3 separate regions of the Homo sapiens genome follow, and all the other regions are linked to region 2. A link is an interaction called in ENCODE POLR2A ChIA-PET data of the cell type or tissue named here. Cell type or tissue: PC-9. All regions are shown on one strand.

Region 1 (8,000 bases), 64 kb after region 2:
GATCGCGCCATTGCACTCCAGCCTGGGCAACAAGAGCAAAACTTCATCCAAAAAAAATGCTGAAACTTTAAACCATCTGCTATTTTTTGTTTGTTTTTTTTAGACGGAGTCTTGCTCTGTCGCCCAGCCTGGAGTGCAGTGGCGCAACCTCGGCTCACTGCAACCTCCACCTCCTGGGTTCAAGCAATTCTTCTGCCTCAGCCTCCCGAGTATCTGGGATTACAGTCACATGCCAACACGTCTGGCTAATTTTTGTATTTTTAGAAGAGATGGGATTTTGCCATGTTGGCCAGGCTGGTCTTGAACTCCTGACCTCAAGTGATCTGCCCACCTCGGCCTCCCAAAGTGCTGGGATTATAGGCATGAACCACTATGCCCAGCCCCATCTGCTATATTTAAAAGAATTTTCTGCCTTTATCAGATGACAGATGAATGGATTTTAAAATGTGATATATACATATAATATTATTCAGCCATAAAAAAGAAGGAAATACTGCAATCTGCAGCGGCAGAGCTGAAAAGTTTTTATTTTAATTTATTTATTTGTTTGAGACAGTGTCTTGCTCTGTCACCCAGGCTGGAGTACAGTGGTGCAATCTTGGCTCACTGCAACCTCTACCTCCCAGGCTTGAGCAATCCTCCCACCTCAGCCTCCTGAGTAGCTGAGACTTACAGGCACGTGTCACCATGCCCAGCTAATTTTTTGTATTTTTAGTAGAGACAGGGTCTCACCATATTGCCCAGGCTGGTCTCAAACTCCCGGACTCAAGCAATCCTCCCACCTCGGCCTCCCAAAGTGCTAGGATTACAGGTGTGAGCCACCACACCCGGCCAGAGATGAAACTTGAGGACGTTATGTTAAGTGAAATAAGCTAATCACAGAAAGACAAATACTGCATGATTCTACTTATATGAGATATCCAAAATAGTCAAATTTGTAGAATCAAAGTGTGGAATAGTGGTTGCCGGGGGCTGAGAGAGGGGGAAATCGTGAGTTATTAATCAATGGGTATAAAGTTTCCAATTGAGCAAGATGAATAATTTCTAGAGATCTGTTGTACATTGTACCCAGAGTCAACAATACTGTATTGTACACTTAAAAATGTGCTAAGAAGAGCCTGCCATATTGGCTCAAGCCTGTAATTCCAGCACTTTGGGAGGCCGAGGTGGGCAGATCACCTGAGGTTGGGAGTTCAAGCCTGGCCAACATGGTGAAACCCTGTCTCTCCTAAAAAAATACAAAAATTAGCTGGGCGTGGTGGTGCATGCCTTTAACCCCAGCTACTCGAGAGGCTGAGGTAGGAGAATCACTTGAATGTGGGAGGCAGAGGTGGCAGTAGGCTGCGATCATGCCACTGCGCTCAGCCTGGGCCACAAAGCAAGGCTCCATCTCAAAAAAACAAAAAACAAAGAACAAAAAAAAAAAAAAAAAGAAAACTGGACTGCCCTTTGTTAGTTGCTATATTTGATGTAGCAAGTACTCCTAGAGAAAAGCACGAAGCCTCCACATGGCTTTACTCCTCACTGGAGGGTGACTAGGCTAGAAAATGAGATGAGTATTCAAAATATTGATCCCAAAGAGTTCCTATCCTTTGACGAATAAGTAAGAAAATGCATGTGAAAATGGAAAAAAAAAATTTAAAAAAATCGCAAACATCTTTAAAGTAATTTCCAAATCTTAATTATATATGTACATTTTTTAAAAGATTGTCTCATTTTATTTTTTGTATTGAGGTCAAATTCACTTAACAAAATCAACCATCTTAAAGTATACAATTAAGAGACACTTAGTCATTCATGATGTTGCACAGCCCCCAAGCTGGATTATCTTCACAAACATGTACATTGCACAGGGCTCTGGGCACGATGGGCTTTGCTATTTTATCGTATAGTCATTTAGTGTCCCTCAAGGACACTTGGCTCCTGAAGATTTTCCCAACCCTAGGCCTCTGGCTCATACTGGGTTTCCTGCCTCTTCTACATCTTGTCGTTGAATTTCAAAGCTTTATAACACACTAAACAAATTGCTATGGGTCTTAATTCACAGTCTCTTTGATATGTGGCTGGTTTATACAGCAAGTAAATGTCTGGGTCTCTGATTGGTTACAAAGCCAAAAATAATCCAGATAATGAGAAAATTTTAATTATAACCATACTTGGTTTTAAAGGCCCCCAGATTCTGTTTGTTTGCTTATTTATTTGAGACAGGGTTTCACTTTGTCGCCCAGGCTAGAATGCAGTGGTGCAATCATGGCTCACTGCAGCGTCGACCTCTCAGGCTCAAGTGATCCTCCCACCTCAGCCTCCCAATAGCTGGGATTCCAGGTGCACGCCACCATGCCCAGCTAATTTTTGGTGGAGACGAGGTTTTGCCATGTTGCCCAGGCTGGTCTTGAATTCCTGACCTCAAGTGATGCGCCCGCCTCAACCTCCCAAAGTGCTGGGTTTACAGGAATGAGCCACCTCGCCCTGAATATTTACATACAAACTCAAAATAATCTCCTCTGCCCTTTGTCAGGTTGTTTGATGGGGGATAGATTCAATGCTTACTGTTGAAAATTTCCAGAATAAATTTGGGCTCTATAACATTTAATACTTATAAGTGCACTGAATTATAGAAGACAGTTCAAAGCTTTTCCTATACTGATAATTTGAACTATCATTTCTTTTCAAATGCAAATAAGTTCTTTGGGGGTATTATTAGAAAAAAATTAAAACTCCATTATTTGCATCATAGTGTAGGAGGATTACTTTTTAAAATAATGACTGTTTTCACCCAAACCCCCGCCCTGCTTTAGCTTCCAGACAGGTAGTTAGAGATTCACAAAAAAAGAGAAATCCTGGCTATTCTTTGAAGCTACAAACAAGCCCTGCATTTCTGTATGTTCTTAGAAAAAGCTCTGGCCAGGCAGTTTTTTTGTGTGTGTGATCACACCAGTAGCATCACTGAGTTCAAAGTGGGGGGAAAACCCATTTTAACAATGCAAGAATTTCCCAAAGTCCAAACGCCCGGGCCACACCGCTCCCACAAATGGAAATAGTATCAGATCTGCATCATAATTGATCCTCCAGATTTCCACCCACAAAAGAAGGATGTGGTCAGTAAGAACAAATAACACAGGGGCCGCGGAGAGAAGCTTTTTTGCAAACTTTCCCCTCACTCCACCCACAAAAGTCAGGCAACCGACGTACATGTCAGCATAATCGCTCAAGATATGATCGCGTTTGAGGCTTATGAAATGTTATCAAACGCAGTGGACAAGCACATCGGCGATATTTCTTTTTTCCGCTGAGATGTGAACTGCTGATAAATATCCATGGTTGAGTTTTTTCCATACTTTGATTCTTCAAAAGCTAAGCCATTCAAGGTGTCAAGGCTTTTTGCCCCTGCCTTCCACAGACAACAAGGGGGAGAAAAAAGAAAAAAAGAAAAAAGAGGATGAAAATGAGGGGGAATAAGAGAAAAAAAAATGGACACAGATAAAAGAAATTAAGCGAGCCATAATGTCTGTGCTTTATTTTAACTGGGTTGTCCTGTCCCGCTGTGCAGCCCATAATCCAAGCTGGGAGAGAGGCCCCCGCTGGGTAGCTAATTAAAACAATTATAAATACAAAGAAGGTATCAATGGCATTCCAAGACTCAAACAAAGAGATAAAGCACTGAAGATTTAAATTGTCAATGGCCAGTCTCTTTAGGCAATTCTGAAGAGGAGTCAGTGTCCCCAAGTCCCCCGAACTCCTTTGTAAACTGACTTATGTTTGGTTACAGGGGACCCTCCTCCCTCCTTTTTGGGGGGCTTATCGACATGAAAATTCATCAGTGATGGAATTAAGGGAAGTTAATTTATAGGCTCACATACAGTTATTTGTCCTGGCGCGTCAGAATAGTGGACCTGAGTTTAAAATTAAAATCTAATCTGGAAAAAAGACCCCAGCCCTCCTTATTGAATCAGTATTTTTATTCGTATTTTTTGGCAAGAAATTAGATGCAGGTATCAGTATTTTTAAAGACAAGAAAACAAACAAAAAGATCTTTTAGCCCCAATTGAAAGTGACACAAACCGTTTTTTTTTTTTTTAAGTACTGTGGGCAACTTTAGGAATGTTAAAAATGTAGCAAGTGTGCTAGACTACTTTCTCAGTGTATTTTTATAAAATGATTTGCAGAATCAAACTTACCCAACAAAAATAGAAAGCTTTCCTAATTTCTTAGACCTAGGATTTCCCCTGCCTGCTTTCTGGCTTTTGTAGAGCACTTAAAGGAACACTCAAATCATACATGCTAAGAGATAGCAGCCCAGTGCAGTTTAAAGGGACTCTCAGCCTACAGTCTGAACGAATAGAATGGATCGCAGAAGTTTCCAGGTGGGTCCCTTGGAGAGGGTGGTCAGTTTGCTCTCAAGAGCTGGGTGTGATCAGCGACAGCCTGAGCTCCAGGGCCTGGCCAGTGTGCTACAGGAGAGAGAGCCAAAGGCCTCAGCTCTTAGAAGGCTCACTCGGCCTCAGCTCTTAGAAGGCTCACTCTGAAAAGGAGGTGGTGACAGCAACTCTGGTCCTTCTTTTCACCATGAAAGAAAGCGCAGTAACTGGTGTAACTGGTAAAAGCCAAAAGGGAGGGAGGCAATTAAGGTCGAGGAGACTGATAAGAACTCAGTAGGGGTCAGAGCCCTTCTCCTACTCCTTCACCCACCCTCCTCTGCTCCTTTCTCAGCTCCTCCCACTACCACTCCTTTTTCTTCTCCCCTCTTCCCCTCCTCCTTTTCCCTCCTTTTCTTCTTCTTCTAATTCCTCTTCCCTCTTTTTTTTTTTTTCTTTTTTTTGAGACGAAGTCTTATTCTCTTGCCCAGGCTGGAGTGCAGTGGTGTGATCTTGGCTCCTTCCAACCTCAGCCTCCCGGGTTCAAGCGATTCTCCTGACTCAGCCTCCCAAGTAGCTGGGATTACAGGCGAGTGCCACCATGCTGGGGTAATTTTTGTATTTTTAGTAGAGACAGGGTTTCACCATGTTGGCCAGGCCAGTCTCGAACTCCTGACCTCAAGTGATCCACCCACCTCAGCCTCCCATAGTACTGGGATTACAGGCGTGAGCCACCATGCCCGGCCTCCTCTTTTAATCTTCCTCCTCCTGGCTGGGCATGGTGGCTCACGCCTATAATCCCAGCACTTTGGGAGGCTGAGGCAGGCGGATCACGAGGTCAGGAGTTCGAGACCAGCCTGGCCAACATGGTGAAACCCCGTCTCTAGGAAAAATACAAAAAATTAGCTGGGCATGGTGGCGCATGCCTCTAATCCCAGCTACCTGGGAAGCTGAGGCAGGAGAATCGCTTGAACCCAGGAGGCAGAGGTTGCAGTGAGTGGAGATCATGCCACTGCACTCCAGCCTGGACGACAGTGTGAGACTCCGTCTCAAAAATAAATAAATCTTCCTCCTCCAATTCTTCTTCTTATCTTCCTTCTCCTTTATCTTCTTTTCCTTCTCTTCCTCCTTATACTTTTTTCCCTTCTTCCTCTTCTCCTTCTGCTTCTCCCCTTCCTCCTCCTTCCTCCTCCTCTTTCTCCTCTTCTTCCTTTTTTACTTTGCCTCTATTTGTAAGGAGATTGAGACTTTCTTCTTTAGGAATATCCATGGCTTTTCACTCTTTGCCTTTGTGCAAGTAATTGGAAGATGTGCTTCTTTCCTGGGTGGAAATATTATCAATAAAAAAGATGGAGGTCTGAGACTGAATGGAAACATTGGCCTGAAGCATTTGCCACAGGTGATGGTGATTACCAAAAAGAAAAATGGGATTTGACCAGAATGACTTTGTTTTCTGGGCTAAAAACTTTGCCTAATAAAGCACCTTAGCTGATGTATGTATTTATGAGTTATTATGTGTCTAGAGTATTAACATAAAGTACAGAGGCTCCTCTGGTTATGAATGTTCAATTCAGAACTGATTTGAACAAAAAGTCCACACGGAAGCAAAAGTGTGGCCGGGCGCGGTGGCTCAAGCCTGTAATCCCAGAACTTTGGGAGGCTGAGGTGGGCGGATCACCTGAGGTCGGGAGTTCCAGACCTGCCTGACCAACATGGTGAAACCTCGTCTCTACTAAAAAAATACAAAAATAGCCGGGCGTGGTGGCGCATGCCTGTAATCCCAGCTACTCGGGAGGCTGAGGCAGGAGAATCGCTTGAACCCAGGAGGTAGAGGTTGCGGTGAGCCAAGATCGCGCCATTGCACTCCAGCATGGGCAACAAGAACAAAACTCTGTCCCCCACCGCCCCCAAAAAAAGAAGCAAAAGAGTGATAATTCAGCCCATTGCCAACACAGGGCGATAGATACTGGGATCTGACATTTACTTCTCAAAGTTTCTGGGGTGAGACAAGGACTGAAACTCGCTTAAGAGGCAGAGCAAGACAGACGGGCAGATTTTTCAACCATGTTTGTGGGCCATAGCCCACATATCATATGCTGGAATGTGTAAAAATAAAAAAATCAATCTTAAATAAAACATTTTATCCTCCTACTTTGACAAGTATACATTCATAATGACAGAAGCAAAACATATCTGTCAAGCTATGGTTTACATATGATTAAAAGTCAGAAAACTATCAAAGATGAGGGAATTTAATTATTATTGCATATGTCTGGGTGTTGTATTGCTGGGCCTCTGATATTATTAGTATGAGTAACAAACATAATTAATAAATTATTATATATTTATTCCATAACATTTCTTTTTTTTGTGTTGATTTCAGCAAAATCACTAAATGTGTAGTGATCAAGTTTTTACATAATTTATGTTCTACTGACCTGGATGTGGCAATTTTTTTTTTTTTTTTTTTGGTAAAGAGCCAGGTAGTACTAGGCTTTGTGGTCCATACATGCTTCTTTGTTTTACAAATCTTTAAAAATATTAAAAAAATAGGCCAGGCACGGTGGCTCGTGCCTGTAATCATAGCATTTCAGAAGGCTAAGGCAGGAGAATCACTTGAGCCCACGAGTTTGAGACCAGCCTGGGCAACAGAGCAAGACCTCGTTTCTATAAAAAATAAAAAAATTAGCTGGGCGTGGTGGCACATGCCTGTGGTCCCAGCTATTTGGGAGGCTGGGGCAGGAGGAGGAGGATTGCTTGAGTCCAGGAGGTCGAGGCTGCAGTGAGCTGTGATCATGCCACTGCATTCCATCTAGGCAACATAGCAACACCCTGTCTCAAAAAAAATTTATAAAATATTTATTAAAATACTTGTAAAATATTGTATATTTAATATTTATAAAATACTTTATATTTATATATTTATAAAAAATTATTTAAAATATTTATATGTTACATATATAAATATGTGCAATTTGTATATGTAATATATAAATATTTTAAAGAAATTTTAAAATATTACATATATAAATATATGAATATACAAAAATACCTAATAAATATATATTTGTATACTGTATATATACCATTCTTAGTTCATGGGTTAAATTCAGCCCTTAGGCTGTCATTTGCTGGCCTTTGCTATTGACAATAATCATCTAAAAGGTGAAAAAAATGAAATGCAATTATATTTATTTACTTTTTGAGACGATGTCTCGCTCTGTCGCCCAGGCTGGAGTGCAGTGGCGCGATCTCGGTTCACTGCAAGCTCCACCTTCCAGGTTCACGCCATTCTCCTGCCTCAGCCTCCCGAGTAACTGGGACTACAGGCGCCTGCCACCATGCCCGGCTAATGTTTTGTGTTTTTAGTAGAGATGGGGTTTCACCGTGTTAGCCAGGATGGTCTCGATCTCCTGACCTCATGATCCGCCCGCCTCGGCCTCCCAAAGTCTGGGATTACAGGCGTGAGCCACCGCGCCCGGCCTGAAATGCAATTATAAAGTATAAAAAATTTTAAAAAGTAAACCAAAAAACTCATAAATGTTTACAAATATTTTTCTTCTAAAATATTCAAAATATTTAAGATGGGAAAGTAAAATACACGATAATTGATATTAAGCCTTCATATCAAAATTAAAGAAAATG
Region 2 (8,000 bases):
ATGTTATTGAGGCCAGGCCTGCTACCATGCTCATAATACCAGCATTTTGAGAGGCCAAGGCCAGAGGATAGCTTGAGTGCAGGAGATTGAGACCAGCCTGGGCAACATAGTGAGACCCTGTCTCTACAATGACAACAACATCAACAACAACAACAACAAGTTTTATTGAATCTTCACAGCTACCCCCTTAGGCAGGTATTATTAGTACTACTTTTCCTATTTTACAGATGAATAAATTGTAACTAAGAGAAGTGAACTGATTTCTCCAAGGCTACAGAACTAGGAGGTGGTAGAGCTGGGATATGAGGTTTTAGTTTTGTTTTGTTTGTGAGATGGGGTGTCACTCTGTTGCACAGGGTGGAGTACAGTCATGTGATCATGGCTCAAGTGATCCTCCTACCTCAGCCTCCCAAGCTGGGACTACAGGTGTGCACCATCACACATGGCTAATTGTTGTATTTTTTTTGTTTTTTTTTTGTAGAGACAAGGTCTGTTTGTGTTGCCCAGGCTGTTCTTGAACTCCAGGCTCAAGCAATCCACCAGTATTGGCCTCGCTAAGTATTAGGATTACAGGCATTAGCCACTATGCTCAGTCTGCCTTTTTTTTTTTTTTTTTTTTGAGACGGAGTCTCGCTCTGTCGCCCAGGCTGGAGTGCAGCGGCGTGATCTCGGCTCACTGCAACCTCTGCCTCCCAGGTTCTAGCGATTCTCCTGCCTCAACCTCCTGAGTGGCTGGGACTACTGGTGCGTGCTACCACGCCCAGCTAATTTTTGTATTTTTAGTAGAGACGGGGTTTCATTATGTTTGCCAGGATGGTCTCAATCTCTTGACCTCATGATCCGCCTGCCTTGGCCTCCCAAAGTGTTGGGATTACTGGCGTGTGCCACCGCACCTGGCCGAGACTGGGTCTTAAAAAAAAAAAAAGAAAGAAAGTAATGTTACTTTTATGAAAAAAAAAAAAATTTCCAAAACAAAAAATTTAGTGAAAAGAGTAACATTTTTTGCTTCTTTTTTCTTGCTAATCCCTCTAATGCCTTGCTTTATACAAGACGGCCAGATACACACAGCAGCTTCTACATTTACTTTGTTGTGATATCATATGTCATGCAGCCTCTGGAAAATCCCACTGTACTTGTGATTGACTACAAGTGAAAATGATAAATAAAGGCTTAGTATTATTATTATGAAAGAGTCTTAATCTTGTGAACTTCCTGAAAAAGATGTTCCTGAATAGTCTGCTGACCGCAATTCTAGCATTCTCTCCTAAAAGATATAGAGAAGATGGTAGAAGAAGATGGGAGGAGATGGATCTCCAATCCAGTGTCTCCCCGTATTCATCATTTGTGTACCACCTTCACAATTTCTGCCAAATCTAAGGAGTCAATGTTTTACTTAATACGCATATAGGTAAAACAATTTAACTCATGTCCTTTCCTTTATACAAATGTATTTTCACAGGAAACTTTATATATTACTATTATGAATGGAGAACTTGGTATTCATTATTAAACAGCAGGTAATGGCACAAATTAATTTCCAGAAAAGAAAAAAAATTCTAGGCCAGATATGGTGGCTCATGCCTGTAATCCCAGCCCTTTTCTGGGAGGCTGAGGTGGGAGGACCGTGTGAGCCCAGGAGTTCAAGACCAGCCTGGGCAACAGAGTGAGATCCCATCTCTACAACAATGACAAGTTAGCCAGCCATGGTGGCACACATCTGTAGTCCCAGTTGCTTGGGAGACGAGATGAGAGAATCCCTTGACCTCAGGAGTTGGAGGTTGCAGTGAGCTGAGACTCCGTCTCAAAATAATAATAAATAAATAAATAAAATAAAATTCTAGGGAAGCAGTCTAATCTGCTAAAGGCTGTGCAGCTGGGGCTTGCTGTCTGTTCAACAAGGGAAATTAGTTAAGTGTGGAGAGGTGATAAAGATCTATTAGCACCAAACAGAGACTTTCTCCTTAATGTAATCCGAAAGATTGAAGATGAACCCCTGTAGATTTATTGTGTTTTTTTTTTTTTGAGACGGAGTCTTGCTCTGTTGCCCAGGCTGGAGTGCAGTGGTGCGATCTTGGCTCACTACAAGCTCAGCCTCCCGGGTTCACGCCATTCTCCTGCCTCAGCCTCCTGAGTAGCTGGGACTACAGGCGCCCACCAGCGTGCCCGTCTAATTTTTTGTATTTTTAGTAGAGACGGGGTTTCACCATGTTAGCCAGGATGGTCTTGATCTCCTGACCTTGTGATCCACCTGCCTCGGCCTCCCAAAGTGCTGGGATTACAGGTGTGAGCCACTGCGCCCAGCCTATTTATTGTTATTTTATTTATTTTTATTTTTTTGAGACAAGGTCTTGCTCTCCTGCCTCAGCCTCCCAAGAAACTGGGATTACAGGTGCGCACCACCATGCCCGGCTAATTTTTGTATTTTAATAGAGATGAGGTTTCACCATTTGCTGAGACTGGTCTCAAACTCCTGGACTCAACCGATCCTCCTACCTCAGCCTCCCAAAGTGCTGGGATTACAGGCATGAGCAACCACACCAGGCCTTATAGCATTATTTAATGCCACATCCATGCACCATCTAAATTATCTAGCTTATGGACAATAATAATCTTCAGACCACACCTTGCAGCCATTCCTCACTTTGGGGAAACTGGCACTGCCAGAGTTTCTCAAAGCATTTTCCATAGTGATTTGATAGGCATTAAACTGATCTCCTAATCCAAGACTTTTTTCAATCCTTATGCACTGAATGAAGAACAGTTTCACTTTTTTAGGACCAAAGATTGTTTACCAATAACTTACCTAATATTAAAATATGGTTTTAATGCCCATTTGCTTTAGGGCAAATAGGAGGGTTATAAAACCTCACTGGATGGATCCAAGAGGAGAAAAAAAAAGATTGGCTTTAAGGGAAAAACAAGAATGCCTAATTAGCTTTTTGTTTTGTTTGGGTGACATCACATGTATCATTAGGCTTAGAAAGTTCATTTGCCACCTTATTTGTATGAGTTTTTGAGTTCCTTCCATATCTATTTTCCTGTATTGGGGCTTTTTTTTTTTTTTTTTTTTTTTTTTGAGACGGAGTCTCACTCTGTGGCCCAGGTTGGAGTGCAGTGGCATGATCTCGGCTCACTGCAACCTCTGCCTTCAGGTTCAAGCGATTCTCCTGCCTCAGCCTCCCAAGTAGCTGGGACTACAGGTGCGTGCCACTATGCCCAGCTAATTTTTGTATTTTTTAGTAGAGACAGGTTTCACCATATTGGACAGTCTGGTCTTGAACTCCTGAACTCGTGATCTGCCCGCCTCGGCCTCCCAAAGTGCTGGGATTACAGGTGTAGGCCACCGCGCCCGGCCGCGTTGGGGCTTTTAGAATTGAATTTACTGTCTGTGAGAGTTCTCTTCTATTTCAATTTTAGGGCTAAAGAATGTGGTTTTTTTTCCCTCCAGGCAAATGAGATTAAATAAATATTTAAATTTTGTGTGAAGTTTATTTAACATTTTCCACTCTTTGCTATTGCTTAAGTGCAAAGTTTTGTCTTTTTTTAAACATTATAATTGCTACTTAGAATTCTAAGCTGTAATTTTGCTGTTATGTAAATTACACAACTTCAGTAGTAAAACCAAGCAAATAGTATTTATTCCTTCCTCTGCCTTGGAAACTGATTCCTTCTGAAAATAATTGCAGAAACTAATGAAAGCAAGATCCAGTTCCTGCCTAGATTTGGCTGGTCTGATTTTAAGCCACTCCCCACAGGAAATAACAGATAAAATGATGCAATACTAGCTAGCATTCCTGGCTGTTTCTGACAATCCAGGAGCTATGTGACTAATATATCAAGTGAAAAAAATATTTCCTTGATTAAAGTCATAATAACATATTATGTGTAATAACACAGGGAGTATAGATGACTCAGATTCCAGGAATAATAGAAATTGGTGGCTCAGCAACTTAAAGCAGCTAGAAAGGATTGTTATGCCACATGGGGGTTGGAGAAGGGCTTGCCAATTGCACACTGAAGTTAAACAAAAGCCTAACTTAATTTTTATTCCTGGTTAAAAAAAAGTCTATTATGTACATCCAGCCAAAAAACCAGTGCCTTAAACAAGATAAATGCGTATTTTCTCTCAATTAAACACTACATAGGTAGTCTAAGGCTTCAATGACTCTCCTTGGTCCCAAGCTGCTTCTTTTTTAATTTTTTTGAGATGGAGTCTCGCTCTGTCGCCCAGGCTGGAGGGCAGTGGCGCGATCTCGGCTCCCTGCAAGCTCCGCCTCCCGGGTTCACGCCATTCTCCTGCCTCAGCTTCTGGAGTAGCTGGGACGACAGGCGCCCACCATAACGCCCGGCTAATTTTTTGTACTTTTTAGTAGAGACGGGGTTTCGCCATGTTAGGCAGGATGTCTCAATCTCCTGACCTCGTGATCCGCCCGCCTCAGCCTCCCAAAGTGCTGGGATTATAGGCGTGAGCCACTGCGCCCAGCTCCAAGCTGCTTCTTTCTTGGTTCTCTGCTTTGCAGAGTCAAATGACCTCATTGCCGAAGATGGCGGCATCCAAGTTCCAGGCAGCAAGATGGAGAAAAGAACAAAGAGAAAGCAAAGATACCCACCCGAGGCTTGACACTTCCATTTATATCCCATTGGCCAGAACAAAGTCACGTGACCGTACCTAAGCTACAAGGGAGGCTTGGAAAGGTAGCGTTTCTTTCTGAAAAAATTCAGCCCTGCTGAGAATTCAATTCCATGGAAGAAAGAGACAGGATCTTGACAACTAGAACTTTCATTAAAAAAAAAACAGGCCGGGCGCGGTGGCTCACGCCTGTAATCCCAGCACTTTGGGAGGCCGAGGCGGGCGGATCACGAGGTCAGAAGATCGAGACCATCCTGGCTAACACGGTGAAACCCCGTCTCTACTAAAAATACAAAAAAATTAGCCGGGTGTAGTGGCGGGCACCTGTAGTCCCAGCTACTCCAGAGGCTAAGGCAGGAGAATGGCGTGAACCCGCGAGGCAGAGCTTGCAGTGAGCCAAGATCGCGCCACTGCACTCCAGCCTGGGCGACAGAGCAAGACTCTGTCTCAAAAAAAAAAAATAATAATAAAAAAAACAGGCCAGGCGTGGTGGCCCACTCCTGTAATCCCAGCACTTTGGGCGGCCGAGGCGGGTGTATCACCTGAGGTCAGGAGTTCGAGACCAGCCTGGCCAACATAGTGAAACCCTGTCTCTACTAAAAATAAAAAAAAAATTAGCTGGGCGTGGTGGCGCGCAACTGTAGTCCTAGCTACTCCGGAAGCTGAGGTAGGAGAATCTCTTGAACCCGGGAGGTGGAGGTTGCAGTGAGCTGAGATCACACCACTGCACTCCAGCCTGGGTGACAGAGTGAGACTCTGTCTCAAAAAAACAAACAAACAAAAAACCAAAAACAAAAAACCTTTTTCTTTTTCTTATTATTTTTTTGAGTCAGAGTCTTCCTTTGTCTCCCAGGCTGGAATGCAGTGGCACTATCTTGGCTCACTGCAACCTCTGCCTCCCAAGCTCAAGAAGTCCTCCCACCTCAGCCTCCTGAGTAGCTGGAACCATAGGCATGTGCCACATCACCTGGATAATTTTTTTGTGTTGTTTGTAGAGACAGAGTTTTGCCATGTTGCCCAGGCTGGTCTAGAACTTCTGAGGTCAAGCAATCCTCCAGCCTCGTCCTCTCAAAGTGCTGGGATTATAGGTGTGAGCCGCCAGGCCCAGCTGATAACTAGAACTGTCTACCAAAACATAATTGCCTTTCTGGGCTTAGCCCAGAGTTTCATGTAGATAAAATATTCATTAATTCATTTAGTCATTCAATTGCTTAATTCAATAAATATTTATTTATTTTTGAGACAGAGTCTCGCTCTGTCGCCCAGGCTGGAGTGCAGTAGCATGATCTTGGCTCACTGCAACCTCCGCCTCCCGGGTTCAAGCAATTCTCCTGCCTCAGCCTCCTGAGAAGCTGGGACTACAGGTGCACCACTGCACCTGGCTAATTTTTGTATTTGTAGTAGAGATGGTGTTGTGCCATGTTAGCCAGGCGGGTCTTAACCTCCTGACCTCAGGTGATCCACCCACCTCAGCCTCCCAAAGTGCTGCGATTACAGGTGTGAGCCACTGCGCCCGGCCAATAAATATTTATTGAGTACCTAGTATGTGCCAGGCACTGTTCTATGGGCTGAGATATACTGGTAAATAAAACAAAGTCCCCTGTCCTCTTGGGGCTTACATCCTAGCAGGAAGGGAAAAACAATAAATAATAAATATAAGTAGTTACATTACTGCTGTGGACTAAATGTTTGTGCCCCTCCAAAATCATATGCTGAAATTCTAACCCCCAGTGTGATGGAATTAGGAGGTGGGCCCTTTGAGAGGTGATTACATCATGAGGGTGGAGGCCTCATGAATGGAATGAGGGCCCTTATTAGAAGAGACACAAGAGCTTGCTCTTGCTTTCTGCTCTCTGCTATGTGAAGATACTAGAAGGTGGCCAGCTATGAACCAGGAAGTGGGTCCTCAGTAGACACTGGATTTGGCAGTGCCTTCATCTTGGACTTCTCAGCCTTCAGAGCTGTGACAGATAAATTCTTGTTTTTTAAGCCACCCAGAGGCCATGCCAGAGGCTCATGCTTGTAATTCTAGCACTTTGGGAGGCTGAGGCAGGAGGATTGCTTCACCCCAGGAGGTTGAGGCTGCAATGAGCCAGGATCATGTTACTGTACTCCAGCCTGGTAACAGAGTGAGATCCTGTCTATTAAATAAATAAAGCCACCCAATCTATGGTAATTTGTTATAGCAGGCTGAATAAGCTAAAACAATTACATAGTGTATTAGAAAGAATAAGTTAATAGATACAATAAATTATGTTTTTTTTTTTTTTTTTTTTTTTTTTTTTTTGAGACAGAGTCTTACTCTGTCACCCAGGCTGGAGTACAGTGGCACGATCTTGGCTCACTGCAACCTCCGCCTTAGCAATTCTCCTGCCTTAGCCTCTGAAGTAGCTGGGACTACAGGTGCGCGCCACCACACCGAGCTAATTTTTGTATTTTTAGTAGAGATGGGGTTTTGCCATGTTGGCCAGGCTGGTTTCAAACTCCTGACTTTAGGTGATCCACCTGCCTCGGCCTCCCAAAATACTGGGATTACAGGCATGAGCCACTGCGTCTGGCTGATACAATAAATTATCACAGTAAAAAAGAAAAATGAGGAAAGGGATGTGGAAGTGAAGGGAGGTGGTGGTAACTTTACATATGTGGTCAGGGGTTGTCCTCATTGAGAAGGTGACAATTGTGCAGACTCAAACAAAGTGAGGGAGTGAGGTCTGCAGAACTCCAGGGGATGAGGCTTCCGGGCAGAGGGAACAGCCAGAGCGACGGGCAAAGGTGGGAGCAGGACTGATGTGGGGAAAGAGGCAGGGAGACCAGAGCTGGCTGGAGCAGAATGAATATTGACGGGAGTAGAGGAAGCTGGGAATATTGAGGGGAGTAGGGGAAGTCAGAGGAAGCTGGTTCCTCTAGGGTGGGCTCTTATGGCTAGTAAGGACTTTGGCTCTTACTTTGTGTGAAAATGGGAGCTATTGCAGTGTTTGGAGTTGTAGAATTCTAAATGCATAGTGTTTATAAATAAATAGTCATTTCTCTATTGGAGAGAGGGCTAAACATTTAATAACTGCTGGGGTGCATCACTTTAAAAGTTTGAAGACCGCTAGCTGGACCTATTTTCTGCATCTATGTAACAACAGCTGAGAAATAATGCCATTCTACTTCACTAACTTTTCTTTCTTTTTTTTTTTTTTTGAGACAGAGTCTCACTTTGTCATCCAGGGTAGAGTGCGGTGGCATGATCTCAGCTCACTGCAACCTCCGCTTCCTAGATTGAGGCAATTCTCCTGCCTCAGACTCTCGAGTAGCTGGGATTACAGGTGCCCACCACCACACACGGCTAATTTTTGTATTTTTAGTAGAGACGGGGTTTCACCAT
Region 3 (8,000 bases), 210 kb before region 2:
AGGCTTAAATCTCATCTTGAGAGAGAATCAGATGCCTGCTTGGGACAAGCGAGACACCCAAGGGATCACCAGAGCGGTGCCAGGGTCTAGGAGAGGGGCAAGGCTGGGGGAAGTGATGAGATGTGAGAGGTTAATCTGAGGCCCCCTTCTGGGTATACAGCAACCCCTCTTCCTGACACAGCACTACCTTCTGCCCAGGAATAGTCACCTCATGGTTCTGCTTCCTCAGGAAAAGCCCCTTGACAATCCTCTCCATCCAATAGGTCCTGGGTACAGTGCACCCCTGACTCCTAGGTATGTGGAGTGGAAAGGTCCTGGAGGGATAAGCCAATCTAGTCCAACTTCTACTTTCCAGAAATCAGAGAGACTGTGGCCCAAAGAGGTCATGTCACATGCCTCTATGTCACATGCCATCCATGCCCGATGGATGACAGGCTGGAGCCGGAATATACCTTGAAACTCTCATCTTGGCCCACCATGAAGCCTTATGTTCATAGACCTCCAAGCCCACTCCTGCTTTATTATTTATTTGTTTGTTTGTTTGTTTGTTTGGAGATGGAGTCTCACTCTGTTGCCCAGGCTGAAGTGCAGTGGCATGATCTCAGCTCACTACAACCTCCAACTCCCAGGTTCAAGCAATTCTCCCACCTCAGCCTCCCAAGTAGCTGGGATTACAGGCGCGCGCCACTATACCCGGCTAATTTTTGTATTTTTAGTTGAGACGGGTTTTCGCCATGTTGGCCAGGCTGATCTCGAGCTCCTGGCTTCAGGTAATCCACCCGCCTCAGCCTCCCAGAGTGCTGGGATTATGGGTGTGAGCCACTGCGCCCTGCCCCACTGCTACTTTGGACCTGCTGTAAAGAAGGAGTGTTTGGTGGTAAGTGGGCAAGAAGTCAAGGGTACGGGCAGTGATGAGAGATGGAGGAGGCAGGGAAAATGGGAATAAATAATAAATATGCTTTGGGTAAACTCAGGCTGGGAGTGAGAAAATAAAATCCTTTTAGTGCCTACAATTCTCTCTCCATGAATTCTCTCTGAATAAACATTCTAGGTATCCCCCAAAGCAGTTTCCCTACCTTGGCACTATTGACATTTGGGCTGAATATTTATCATGGGGGGCTGTGCTATGCATTACAGGAAATTTAGCAGCATTCTTGGTCTCTACCCACTAAATGCCAGTAGCTGCCTCACACCAGCTGTGACAACCACAAATGTTTTCACACATCATGAAATGTCTCCTGGGGAGACAAAATTGTCCCTAGTTAAGAGCCACTGGGCTAGAATGTGATGTTAAATCATTTTAAAATCTCTAATAAGACTGTGTGTGTCATTTTTTTTTTTTTTTTTTTTTGAGACAGAGTCTCCTTCTGTCACCTGGGCTGGAGTGCAGTGGCACCATCTCCCGGGTTCAAGCGATTCTCCTGTCTCAGCCCCCCGAGTAGCTGGGATAACAGGTGTGTGCCTCCAAGCCCGGCAAATTTTTGTATTTTTAGTAGAGAGGGGGTTTCACCATGTTGGCCAGGCTGCTCTTGAACTTCTGGCCTCAAGTGATCCTCCCGCCTTGGCCTCCCAAAGTGCTGAGATTACAAGCCTGGCGTGAGCCACTGTGCCCAACCAACTGTGTCTCTCTCTAACACTTACCAATCCAGTCCTTTCCCAACCCTTTGTTTTTTGTTTTTTTTGGAAAGAAAAAGAACGTCTTAGGTTGAGAACTTTCCATGAACAACAATATCTAGCTAAAATTTAATAATATTCTGGGCTGTGTGTGTATTTTTTAGATAGAGTTGGCCAGGCACAGTGGCTCACGCCTATAATCCCAGCACTTTGGGAGGCCGAGGCAGGTGGATCACGAGGTCAGGAGATCGAGACCATCCTGGCTAACACAGTGAAACCCCGTCTCTACTAAAAATACAAAAAATCAGCTGGGCGTGGTGGTGGGTGCCTGTAGTCCCAGCTACTCGGGAGGCTGCGACGGGAGAATGGCATGAACCTGGGAGGCGGAGCTTGCAGTGAGCCGAGATCACGCCACTGCACTACAGCCTGGGCAACAGAGCGAGACTCCATCTGAGATAGTCTTGCTCTGTCCCGCCCAGGCTAGAGTGCAGTAGCGCGATCATGGCTCACTGCAACCTTGGCCGCCCATGCTCAAACTATCCTCCCACCTCAGTCCCCCAAGAAGCTGGAACTACAGGCATTCATCACCATGCCCAGCTAATTTCTGAAATTTTTTTGTAGAGACGGTTTTGCCATGTTGCCCAGGCTGGTCTCAAACTCCTGAGCTCTAATGAGCCTCCTGTGTTAGCCTCCCAAAGTGCTAGGATTAGAGGCGTGAGCAATTACATCCAAAAATATTCTGTTTTCACCTCCAAAAAGGGCACTAAGAAGGTTGGGGGAAAAAAATCAACAGATGTCCAATCATTCCGTCAAGCAGTCTTCACTAAACACCTACAATGGTCTATGCATAGAGGGTACAGTCAGACACAGCCCCTGTTTCAAGGAGATGACATCCTAGTAAAGGTTGTTAAAAACTTAGAAAGCATCGGCCAGGCGCAGTGGCTCACACCTGTAATCCTGGCACTTTGGGAGGCCAAGGCGGGGGGGGGTGGGGCAGATCACCTGAGGTCGGGAGTTCAAGACCAGCCTGACCAACATGAAGAAACCCCATCTCTACTAAAAATACAAAATTAGCCGAGTGTGGAGGCGCATGCCTATAATCCCAGCTACTGGGGAGGCTGAGGCAGGAGAACTGCTTGAACCCAGGAGGCGGAGGTTGCGGTGAGCCAAGATTGCACCACTGCACTCCAGCCTGGGCAACAAGAGCAAAACTCTGTCTCAAAAAAAAAAAAAAAAAATTGAAAGCATCAAAAAGATGACTTGATAGCTTGCCTTAGCATACCCTTCCAGGTTCCCTGTGTCTTTCATCGTCCTTGAGCTATTTTACAACTCTATAAATTGTAGAAAACTGATAATTATGCAAATGATTCTTGTCCATAGAAATGCAAATTATTTTGTCCAGTGGAATGCAGTTATTGCCTGTGGATATTGATCATGTTTTGCATCTGTTTGTAAGTTCTTTTCAACATTCCTAATTGCCAGCAATTTAGGAGCTCATTTTAAATTCTCCTCTGAATCAACTGTAAATTTATTAATAATTCTTTGACATGTGTTCATTTTATACAGGCATACCTGAGAGATATTGTGGGTTTGGCTCCAGATGAAAAAAGAAAACAACTTTTATCTCAGGAATGTGAGTGTTTTTAAATTATCAGGCCCAGAGAGACATTAAAATGAAGCAGCAATCACGTTCTACTCCCTCCTTTGAGCTATGTATTCATCTCCTGAAACTGCCCGTTATTGCCACAAGTAGCTAGAAATTAACCTAATAATGCTGCACCAGACACTATAACCCACACCCCATAGGTTAGCAATGTATAGTCAATTACTAATCAATGTTATTTCTGTAAACCAATGAGAATTTCTGATGAACAAGTTTGTATCAGCCCACTCCCTGTCCGCTTTTTTACCCTTTAAATACCTGCTTATGGCCTGGTCCAGTGGCTTGCGCATGTAATCCCAGCACTTTAGGAGGCCGAGGAAGTAGGACTCCTTCACCCGTCTGTACAAAAAAATAAAAGAATTAGCTGGGTCACGGTGGCACACGCCTGTAATGCCAGCTACTTAGGAAGCTGAGGTGGGAGGATTGCTTGAGCCAAGGAGGCTGAGGCTGTAGTGAGCCATGATTGTGCCACTGCACTCCAGGCTGGGTGACAGAGCGAAACCTTGTCAAATAAATACATAAATGGGCCAGACTCAGTGGCTCATGCCTGTAATCCCAGCGCTTTGGGAGGCCAAGATGACAGGATCACTTGAGCCTGGGAGTTCAAGACCTGCTTGGGCAATATAGTGAGACCTTGTCTCTACAAAAAATACAAAAATTAGCTGGGCATGGTGGTACACGCCTGTAGTCTCAGCTACTCAGGAGGCTGAGTTGGGCAGATTGCATGAGCCTAGGAGGTTGAGGTTGCAGCGAGCCATGTTCACATCACTGCACGCCAGCCTGGGTGACAGGGTCTTGCTCTGTCACCCAGTCTAGAGGGCAGTGATTAATCAATCAACCAACCTACCTGTTGGTAACAAAAGCCATACAGAGGTCATATCCAAGGTTACTTGGGGCTGAGTCTTCCAAGCAGCTGTCCTCACTTTGGCTCAAGTAAACTCTAAATTGTATTTTGTGCCTCAGCCTCTTCCTTTTAGATCAACACAGACCACAACAATAAAGCAAATATTGCAATAAAGCAAGTCATATGACTTTGGTTTCCCAGTGTATATAAAAGCTACGTTTACACTATATCCTGTTAAGTGTGTAATAGCATTACATCTAAAAAACAATGTACAGGCCGGCCACGGTGGCTCACGCCTATAATCCCAGCACTTTGGGAGGCTGAGGCAGGCGAATCATGAGGTCAGGACTTCGAGACCAGCCTGGCCATCATGGTGAAACCCCATCTCTACTAAAAATACAAAAAATTAGCTGGGCATAGTGGCAGGCACCTGTAATCCCAGCTATTCGGGAGGCTGAGGCAGGAGAATTGCTTGAACCTGGGAGGCAGAGGTTGCAGTGAGCCAAGATCGCACCAGTGTACTCCAGCCTGGGAGACAGAGTGAGACTCCATCTCGGGAAAAACAAAAAACAAACCAAAAAAAAAAACAACGTACATACCTTAATTATAAATTCCTTTATTGTTAAAGATGTTAATGATCCTCTGAGCCTTCTGGAGTCGTAATTTTTTTGCCGGTGAAGGATCTTACCTTGATGTTGATGGCTGTTCACTGATCAGGGTGGTGGTTGCTGAAGGTTGGGATGGCTATGCCAATTTCTTTAAAATAAGACAACAATGATGTTGGCTATATTGATTCTTTATCTGAGATTTCTTTGTAACTTGTGATACTGTCTGAAAATATTTTACCCACAACAGGCCGGGCGCGGTGGCTCATGCCTGTAATCCCAGCACTTTGGGAGGCCGAGGCGGGTGGATCACAAGGTCAGGAGATCGAGACCATCCTGGCTAACACGGTGAAATCCCATCTCTACTAAAAATACAAAAAAAATTACTTGGGCGTGGTGGCAGACGCCTGTAGTCCCAGCTACTTGGGAAGCTGAGGCAGAAGAACCACTTGAACATGGGAGGCAGAGGTTGCAGTGAGCTGAGATTGCGCCACTGCACTCCAGCCTGGGTGACAGAGCGAGACTCTGTCTCAATCTCAAAAAATACTTTCTTTGCTCATCTGTAAGAAGCAGTTCTTTATTCATTCAAGTTTTCTCCTAAGATTGCCACCATTCAGTCACATCTTCAAGCTTCACTGCTATTTCCAGCTCTCTTGCTATCTCCATCATATCTGCAGTTACTTCCTCCACTGAATTTTGTTGTTTGTAAAGACAGGATTTCACTGTGTTGACTGGGTTGGTCTTGAACTCCTGGCTCTCAAGCCATCCTCCTCGGCCTCCCAAAGTGCTGGGATTACAGGCATAAGCCACGGTGCCTGGCTCTTTCACTGAAGTCTTGAACCCATCAAAGTCATCCATGAGGGTTGGAAGCCACTTCTTCCAAACTCCTGTTTATGTTGATATTTTGACCTTCTCCCATGAATTACGAATGTTTTTAACAACATCTAGAATGGTGAATCCTTTCCAGGTTTTCACTTTACTTTGCCCAGACCCATCAGAGAAATAACAAACTATGGCAGCTTACAAAATGTAGTATTTCTGAAATAATAAGACCTGGAAGTTGAAACTCTTAGAGGCATTTGAACCAGAGCCACTCCATCTCGAACAGGAGCTGGGGAAAATAAAGCTGAGACCTACTGGGCTGCATTCCCAGGAGGTTAAGGCATTCTTAGTCACAGGATGAGATAGGAGGTCAGCACAAGATACAGGTCATAAAGACCTTGCTGATAAAACAAGTTGCAGTAAAGAAGCCAGCTAAAACCCACCAAAACCAAGATGGCGACAAGAGTGACCTCTGGTTGTCCTCACTGCTACACTCCCACCAGCGCCATGACAGTTTACAAATGCCATGGCAACATCAGGAAGTTACCCTGTATGGTCTAAAAAGGGAAGGCATGAACAATCCACCCCTTGTTTAGCATATCATCAAGAAATAACCATAAAAATGGGCAACCAGCAACTCTCAGGGCTGCTCTGTCTATGGACTAACCATTCTTTCATTCCTCTGCTTTCCTAATAAACTTGCTTTCACTTTATGGACTCATCCTGAATTCTTTCTTACGTGAGATCCAAGAATCCTCTCTTAGGGTCTGGATCCAGACTCCTTACCAGTAACAAAACCACTCCTTGATCCAGACTACAAAATGAATGTTGTGTTAACAGGCATGAAAAACAGTATTAATCTCAGTATTAATCTCCTTGTACATTTCCATCAGAGCTCTTGACAGATGCATTAGATGCATTGTTTTTTTGTTTTTTGAGACGGGAGTCTTCCTCTGTCGCCCAGGCTGGAGTGCAGTGGCGTGATCTCGGCTCACTGCAACCTCCGCCTCCCAGGTTCAAGCAATTCTCCTGCCTCAGCCTCTTGAGTAGCTAGGATTACAGGCGCCCATGACCACGCCCAGCTAATTTTTGTGTTTTTAGTAGAGACAGGGTTTCACCATGTTGGTCAGGCTGGTCTCGAACCCCTGACCTTGTGATCCACCCGCCTCGGCCTCCCAAAGTGCTGGGATTACAGATGTGAGCCACTGCGCCCGGCCTAGATGCATTGTTAATGAGCAGCCATAATTTTTGAAAGAAATCTTTTTTTTTTTTTTTCTGTGCAGTAGGTCTCAACAGTGGGCTTAAAATATTCAGTAAATCATGTGATAAACAGATATGCTAAACTGGGCGCGGTGGCTCACACTTGTAATCCCAAAACTTTGGAAGGCCGAGGCGGGTGGATCACTTGAGGTCAGGAGTTTGAGACCAGCCTGACCAATATGGTGAAACCCCATCTCTACCAAAAATACAAAAGGCAGCAGGTGCCTGTAATCCCAGCTACTCAGGAGGCTGAGGTAAGAGAATCACTTGAACCCAGGAGACAGAGGTTGCAGTGAACTGAGATTGTGCCACTGCACTCCAGCCTGAGTGACACAGAGACTCCATCTCAAAACAAAAATGAGATATGCCATCATCCAGGCTTTGTCATTCCATTTCCAGAGCACATGCAGAGTAGAAATAGCATCATTCTTAAAGGCCCTAAGATTTTCAGAATGGTAAATGAGCATTGCTTTAGCTTAATGTCACCACCTGCATTAGCCCCTAACAGGAGTCACCTTGTCCTTTGAAGCAAGGTGTTTTTTTCCTTTCTAGCTATGAAAGTCCTAGATGGCATCTTCTTCCAATAGAAGACTGTCTTGTCTACTTTGAAAATATGTTGTTTAGTGTAGCTACTGTAGTTATTGTAGCTAGATCTTCTGGATAACTTGCTGTAGCTTCTACATCAGCATTTACTGCCTTACCTTGCTTTTTTTTTTTTGTTTTCTTTGAGACAGAGTTTCACTCTTTTTGCCCAGGCTGGAGTGCGATGGCACAATCTTGGTTCACCACAACCTCCACCTCCCATGTTCAAGTGATTCTCCTGCCTCAGCCTCCCGAGTAGCTGGGATTACAGGCATGCACCTCCAAGCCCAGCTACTTTTGTATTTTTAGTAGAAATGGATTTTTCTCCATGATTGTCAGGCTGGTCTCGAATTCCCAACCTCAGGTGTTCTGCCCCCCTCAGCCTCCCAAAGTGTGAGGATTACAGGTGTGAGCCACCACGCCCAGCTGCATTTTTATATTAGGAAGATGTCTTCTTGGGCCTGGTGCAGTGGCTCATGCCTGTAATCTCAGCACTTTGGGAGGCTGAGGCGGGTGGATCATCTGAGGTTGGAAGTTCGAGACCATCCTGACCAACATGGTGAAACTCCGTCTCTACTAAAAATACAAAAATTAACTGGGTGTGGTGGTG

What was found. ChIA-PET counts read pairs that join two places held together with the same protein. Peaks named below come from ENCODE experiments on the same cell type or tissue, not always from the same donor. Only the 100,000 strongest peaks of a DNase experiment are listed, where the experiment ranks them.
Region 1: POLR2A ChIA-PET joins it to region 2 with 11 read pairs; 11 of 35 experiments call an interaction of 5 or more read pairs at or near these places.
Region 3: POLR2A ChIA-PET joins it to region 2 with 31 read pairs; 3 of 35 experiments call an interaction of 5 or more read pairs at or near these places.

What each region holds. Positions count from the first base shown.
Region 1 is chr20:52,044,946-52,052,945 of GRCh38, forward strand. No RefSeq gene overlaps it. Among named protein-coding and RNA genes, the nearest start is that of ZFP64, 140 kb to the right of the region's middle. RefSeq lists enhancers at 2,909-3,428, 3,429-3,946, 3,947-4,465, 4,466-4,983. In PC-9, no CTCF peak of the experiment used is centred here; no DNase peak of the experiment used is centred here.
Region 2 is chr20:51,981,365-51,989,364 of GRCh38, forward strand. No RefSeq gene overlaps it. Among named protein-coding and RNA genes, the nearest start is that of LINC01429, 120 kb to the left of the region's middle. In PC-9, no CTCF peak of the experiment used is centred here; a DNase peak (open chromatin) is centred at 3,837; H3K4me3 peaks cover 453 bases; H3K27ac peaks cover 2,813 bases.
Region 3 is chr20:51,772,417-51,780,416 of GRCh38, forward strand. No RefSeq gene overlaps it. Among named protein-coding and RNA genes, the nearest start is that of ATP9A, 8.0 kb to the left of the region's middle. In PC-9, no CTCF peak of the experiment used is centred here; no DNase peak of the experiment used is centred here.